Linked DNA regions of Mus musculus: region 1 is linked to region 2. The links are chromatin contacts, found by Hi-C in ENCODE. All regions are on one chromosome and are shown on one strand. Each heading gives the region's core, a stretch centred on a gene start or an enhancer-like site at or near the end of the contact. The rest is flanking DNA. Distances are from core to core; before and after follow the strand shown. Region 1 has its middle 110 kb from the start of Dnajb9. Region 2 overlaps Dock4 (dedicator of cytokinesis 4).

What was found. Hi-C counts contacts between places; a loop is a spot of excess contacts on that map.
Region 1: a map of left cerebral cortex shows a loop between it and region 2 (4-fold over the local background). The contact joins two enhancer-like sites. A Hi-C loop is called at or near these places in 4 of 37 maps with a recorded cell type or tissue (left cerebral cortex and v-Abl transformed pro-B cells).

The regions. Positions count from the first base shown.
Region 1 is chr12:44,099,952-44,103,408 of GRCm38, forward strand. No RefSeq gene overlaps it. Among named protein-coding and RNA genes, the nearest start is that of Dnajb9, 110 kb to the right of the region's middle. Within about 2 kb of position 1,346, at least 1 of the 3 ENCODE cell types and tissues checked has a DNase peak (open chromatin) inside an H3K27ac peak, as active enhancers do; it is left cerebral cortex, where a contact is called at or near this core.
Region 2 is chr12:40,835,816-40,839,325 of GRCm38, forward strand. Dock4 (dedicator of cytokinesis 4) reads left to right here. Exons shown (of 53, transcript NM_172803.2): 50 at 815-887; 51 at 2,626-2,739. Among named protein-coding and RNA genes, the nearest start is that of Immp2l, 190 kb to the right of the region's middle. Within about 2 kb of position 1,302, at least 1 of the 3 ENCODE cell types and tissues checked has a DNase peak (open chromatin) inside an H3K27ac peak, as active enhancers do; it is left cerebral cortex, where a contact is called at or near this core.

The sequences.
Region 1 (3,457 bases), core at 96-2,595, 3.3 Mb after region 2:
CTCCTTATGAGTTGGTCAGGGAGACACTGGAGGCTCCCCCAAACAATAAAGAAGATTGTCATTGCTTGTAGTTACCTATGAAAATGTGAAAAGACCCTATTGCTAAAGAAATCCTATACTTTGGTTTCAGGACATAGCAAAATCAAGCTAGAGCTGAACTATAAGCTTCCTTCCTGCTGGATACCTTTCATAGTACCAGATGGGACTGTGCAAGACTAGGAGAAAAAAGTCATCAATAATCAAATTCAAACACAAACCTTGCAAGCTATAACTCCAAGCTGTCAGTCAAAATGTGCTCACTAAAGCAATAGTGGCATGACTATTACGAGGATAACCCACCACATTTTGACTGGATTTCAGACCCACTCCTCAGGAAGGACTCATGTCTGATACTGCAAACTGGTTAAAATCCATGACTGGGAGGTCGTAGGACTTAGGAGGAGCCTGTGATTCTTGTTTTGCTAAATAGATGTGGTGCCTAATTGCCTTCTGGATATTTATGTTTATACATATACATTAGCCCTGCTTTCAGCCTTAACTAGAGATGTTTATGTTTTCTGGGGCAATGGTTAATATAGAAACAAAAATACTAAATGTGAGTGTTGAGTGTTCTTCTCTATCACTTCCTCTGAGATTCAGGGATCATTGTAGAAGAGGTGGAGAGAAGACTATTAGAGATGGAGAATAAAAAGGATTACTGTAAAACTCTATTGTGGGCATGACTATTGTGTCCATGAACTTATGGCTTCAGTGGCAACAGAACCTGCACAAGACTGTGCCCATCAACATTCCATCAAGGAGAAAGGGCTCACAAGACATCACCACTCATCGAGGAGCAGTAGACAGTTAATGGTTGTGGGAGAGGAGAGTCATATTTGCTAGTGGTGTAACTATTGGTAAGTGTTCTTGCTCAAGTAAATAACCCTCATGAATACGTGTAGAAGCAACCTATGTAAATAAGGAAAATAACACACATACACACACACACACACACACACACACACACACATAAAGGAAACACATGGAAGTTGGGAAGAAGCAGTTTCGTAGAATGGAATAAGAGAAGATAAGAGGATGAGGATATGATCATACTCCATTATATATACATGAAATTATAGAAGAATATTTTCAGTTTATAACTGTGTCTTCTACATTGTAAATTTTTCCCATTAAATAGAAAGAAAGTAGAAAAGGGGAGAGAAAAATAGAAAGGAAGAAAACATGGGAATTTTAAATTGGAAGGAGCGTCTGTGTGACCCATTACGCCTCTGAAACTAAATCTGTCTTGAGTGGGTAATTTCAGTCCTGAGATTCAGCTTCCTCCTCCCCAACAGATTCAGCTGAATACCCTATGATCCCAGGGAGATCCATTGCACTTTACACTTAGAGAAATAATATCATTCTGGAATTAAAATATTCAGTTTCTATATAATCCAGTGAATAAATTAGAAGAATAAAAATTCAGGGGGACAATTCAGCATGAAGGTCAAAGGCATGCATTAATTCATCATTGCCGTACTAAAAGCAAATGTGCTGGGAGAGGAATAAAGATAAGCTAGGAAGATGCTGGGTTTCAGATTTCCACTTATAGCAAGAGCCAGCCTCCTGTCATAGAAATCTAAAAAAAAAAAAAAAAAAAAAAGACAGAAAGAAGAAAGAAAAAAAGAAGTGAGGAAAAAAACCAAAGACCTATGGTTATACCCAACTTTTTATGATTCCAGGACCACATAAGAAAGCCCAGGAGGGAGACTAGGGGGTGGTTGTGTTAGTAAAATATTTGTTTCATAAGAATGAGAATATGCATTCTAATTCCCAGCACCCACACAACAGCAGACAGTTTCACACATGTGCAATCTTGCATTGGGGAAACATAGACAGCCTCTCTAGGACTTGCTGGTCAGCCACCCTAGACAGATAGGTGACCTCCAGATTCAGTGAGAGACTCTGGATTGGAGAGTGATGGAAAATGACACTCTATATCAAGTTCTGTCCTCTCTTACACATCTATACACATGCATTTACACACACACATGCACACCCACAAATAAACACTGAACTGCTGTCATTTCTATACCTGTTCCTTCTTATTCCGATCCATAAAGCACCTCAGCTCCTTTGTCATACATGTGTCTCTGTGTATCTGTGTGTGTTTGGACTCGTGTGTGTGTGTGTGTGTGTGTGTGTGTGTGTGTGTGTGTGTGTGTGTTGTGTATGAGTATGGGTGTGTATAGGTGGTGCATGTACAGGTGTATATTCATGTGGAAGCCAGGGAAGAGCATTAGAACCCTTTTGGTCCTCCACTGACTCTGAAGCTCAATCTATTTTATTTTATTTTTAGACTGACTAGCCAGTTCGCTCTGGGAAGCTGCCTATCTCTGCTCTCCAACGCTGGGGAAATAGGCATGCCCATTCATGCCAGGCTTCTACATGAGGGCTGAGAATTCAAACTTGGGTCCTCTTGCTTGCACAGTAAGCCCTCACCCACTTAGCCATATCTCCAGGCCCACCTCAGCAGCTTTCCACAGAAGACAAAATGGCTTCCAAAAATTTTCTTCAGTAGGGCCCTTCAGCTACTAAGTGGGATTGGATTTCTCCAAGCCAATTCCCTTCACCTGGCTATAAAGTCTCATTCAAGAGCCATGTAGAGGGATAAAGACAGCATCAGGACCTTTGGCATAGAGAGGACCCCGTGTTAAACAGATTGTCAGAGCTTTGAGAAAAACTTTCTTCAGAATTACAGAGGAACATTCTCAGATGGGAGTTTTCTAAGCAATCCAACCACCTCTACTTCAAATTTGATATGATGTCATTACGAACTAAGATCTTTCCATTAAAGTGTCAAGAGTCAGATTTATATAACAGACATAAAAATAAAAGCTAAACACTGAGGCATAGAACGCTAATGGAAGTTATGTACATGCATTAAGGAGAAAATGCACCTCTGAGTGTTGTTTGTGTAAAAGGCTATTTGTAAGTTTGAGCTTGCATTTCCTCAGACATTATTTAAAAGTGTCTATGTTACTGATGTGCTAGAAACATTTCTCACATTTTAATTATGTTGTGAAACATGCTGATTCCAATCAACACGTTGAGGACAGTTTTACAGTCTGTGTGCCAGAGAGAACTCCCATTCATCAGGGTCCAGGCCTTTATTTGTATTATCTTAACTGTATTTAGCACCTACTATGTGCCAGGATGTGAATTAAATACGGGGGATTTATACACTACTCTATTTCAGTTTCATATACATTGAAGATAGCCCATCATGCTGTGAGGGGCAGAGAGAAGCAATGAACTAGTAAAGAGGAAAACAGAGAGCAGATCATTAAAGATCCATGTGTCAAGCCACACAGAACCTTGAAGGTTATGTGATATTTTTGTTCTTAAGAGATATGGGATCAGATTTTCGTTTGTTAAGGATAAATCTGGTCATGATTGGGAAGAAAAAGTCAATACA
Region 2 (3,510 bases), core at 52-2,551:
GCTTGATTGGTTTATCTTTGCTGATTGTGTGATCTTCCCGAAAGGCCCAGGATACCTCCTCTGCGCAGCACTGATGTCTTGCAGAAATGATTTCTGAGTGCGTTTGCCTGAACCAGCTAACCAATTTTATTTCCCGTTGTCACTGGCATTGCAAGGGGATTTCAGTTTGTTTCATCTGCTCTAAGAGATCATGTGCCAGCATGGGAAACTCTGAAAGGCTTCCTTGATTAGTCCTGAGTTATCTGTCTTGGGTAAAATTTGAATCAGTATATATGTTACCAAAATTATAATAATGTATAATGCTGTAGGTTTCCACTTTTTCTTTTCATGAGTTAGGTAGAGCTATGTAATATTGGTAATTTTGTAGGTTAAAATTATAGAATATTCATTAGCTCATTTTTGTCTATTATAGTATTTGAACTATAAGTTTGTCTATATAGTAGGTTTTTAAATTAATATTTCTCCTTTCATTCTTATTCATGTCATACTGCCAGTCTAGCAGTATACACTTGTAAAGAACATCATACCTAGCGAATTCTTACTATTAATTTTCCCTATGTTTATTATGAGTAATTATTTACCATTTATATTTAATGTAAAACACCATTTCTTATTATGTTTCTTTCAGAAAACCTAAGACTCTGTTTCCCCTTTTCTCCTTAAATAGAGTTTAATTATTTGTTCCTAGGCTCATTATACCATATAGAAAATGTTTTGAGCAAAGAGTTTCATAAGGAGATAACCATCTCATTTTCTAAAAGGCATCCTACCTCAGCATATTATATCATAAAAATGGACTCTTCTCCCTTTCCAGAGGATGCTGTTTAATCATATTGGAGATGGGGCCTTGCCTCGAAGTGACCCCAACCTTTCTGCACCTGAGAAAGGTGGGTACCAGTCATCCACCCCTTGTAGGTCCTAGAATGTGTCAGGGTTTGTTGTGTCCTCATTTCCCCCAGTCTTCTGTGTGCCGTGTGGCAGGTAGAGCTCTAGACTGTTAATGATCAGGGTGAGTGTGATCTTTAGGCAATTAGTGAAAGGCAGTTTATCATGATCCATTCTCCATAAACTCCTAAGCTCTGAGCAAATTAGAAGCTCCTTTGTGTAATGGCTTTCTGTTGTTCAGCGAGCCCAGGCCAAGCCTGCTCTCCCTGAAGCAAAGTTGCCAATTAAGCCACTAGTTCACACAATGAAAGTAGCTACTCCTCAGATTGATTCCACAGACCCCATCCATTGTCTCCTTCACAAAGCTCATATTCAGCCAGCTCAACTGTTGTTGGTGGTCACTCACACAGGCTCTTGTACCATTAAATGCCATGCAAGCATTGCGATCAGACGCATAATGGAGTGGGGCCCGCCTCAAGGTCAAGCACACACAAATAAGATGCACACACCAAATGCATGCATAGAGCTAAGAAGCCAATTAGCAACACACAGACCAGGAAGAGCAGATTAAATGTCGCTTCCTCCACTGTGGGTGCAGGGACTTGCAAAGTCACCCGTTTGCCTCTCAGGGTCAGGCCTCAAAAATAGCAGTCTCGCAGGCTAATGAATCAAGACTCACTAATGAAATGTCCCAGTAAAGTGCACTTTAATTGCCCCCATTAAGAACTAGGCTGTATTACCATTTTGGTACACTGATAGATTAACATTAAAACTTCCCAAAGGGAGATGAAAATTAGTGAGGGCCTAGCCAAAATTATTTTAAAGCATGGAATTAGCTTTAATGTTGTAAGTCAAGCATTGATCTTCACCAGGAGAAACTAGGGATGTGCTGTTATTTTTACCAACTTTACTAAAGAAAACTACCCAGCAAATATAAAAGAAATAGAGAAAAAAAAATAATGTTTAAAATATTTCCACCCCATTAAATCAAAGCAGTAACTTGGAGGAATAAAACGTGGCAATTCTCACTGCGTCCGTCAGATGGCAGTATCTGCACGGGAAGCAAGCGGGAACGCTGGTTTTACTATTAGAAACTTCATTGTGGAGTGTTTCATAACCTTGTGTGTCCTGCCCTGCTTCCTAGCAGAGCTGTCTATATTCCTACACCGTGATGCCTGGAGCAGATGGATTGCAAAGTAACAATGACGTTATCAGCAGTCCAAGTGGTTTTCTCAGGACTTACTTAGTGTAATCTGTCCATTTGGAACTCATCCTTTCCTGACAGGACTGGTCAGTGTGGCACCCTCAACCCTGTCCTTGGTACTTCTGCCACACAGTTGAAATAAGAGAGTGCCCTTTGCCTCATCACCTCCTTTAGATGGCCATTTGTTCAGACATTTCTACAAATAGGCTGATGACTATATTTTCCATCTATTTCTCAGCATCTAAACACATTTGGAATTCTCAGCAGGTTGCTACTCCCTGGCATAGAGATTTGCAGTTCTGTTTGACAGCTTGAGGGAAATAAAGAGACCTGCTGTTACTCAATTAAATGTCAGCTCTGTTAGGTAACCAATTAGAGAGAGGTTTAATATTGGGGAAGTGTCCTGCTTGGTTACTGCTTAAGGTTTTGTGGTCTTTTTGACTACGTTCTGGATAATTCTGCCAGACTCCTAAGATCTCAAGCATTTGAAAGGCAAAGCTGGCTCTTGTGTGTTTAGCTGTGTTATTCCCTTCCAGCTGTGAATCCCACCCCTAGCAGCTGGAGCCTGGACAGTGGGAAAGAAGCCAAGAACATGTCGGACAGTGGGAAACTTATCTCTCCCCCTGTCCCTCCAAGGCCCACACAGACTGGTGGGTATTTGAAGCATTTGAATAATCACTTTCATATAATAAGTATATTGAGCATTTCAGTTTGCTAGCAACATCATTTGCCTCTAGTTGGCTCCTCCTTTCCCTGTTCTTCTGCCATACAGTCAGACAACAGTCCCTTCTAATAAGCCCCTCGGAAGAATTTGAGCATGCCATCTTCTTCCTGGCTCCATGTTCAACCCTTGTTGCTTGATGGGCCACTGGCCTCTGCCCTTCGCTTGCACTGATCTCTGCTAACTCGGCCGCTTTCTATAATCTTCCCCGATGACATCAATGTTTCAGCTGACTCGAGAGCCAACCCTCAGTGGCTTTGAGGAGCCTCTGACACCTTGAGTTATCTGCTGCTCTCAGAGCTCTGTTTCCGGCAGTGGTGTTGCTCAAAGGGCTAAAGCGTGGACCTGCATCTCTTGTAACTGTGGCTCACGAAGCACATCCTAACGTACGTCTAGCCTCAGGTCTTCTGAGCCAGTAGATTATGTTCCTGAAATGAGGCTGGGGCCAGCATTTTACCAGGCCATTTGTGGGCTGCTTCTGCTCACTAACATCTGAGTGCTGAAAATGGTTGGGAAACTTCCAGCCTGGCCCTGGGTCCCCAGAGAATCACAGACAGAAGCAGAGCTGGCTTTCATGAGCTTCTGTTGGGAAAAGGCCAACTTTCCCTCTGAACATACACCACTTGCTTGGTGACTTGCATGCGGAGCAGTTTTAAGAGAAGCTTGAACTGACTGCCTTTTCCAGTAACCAGATCTTGTC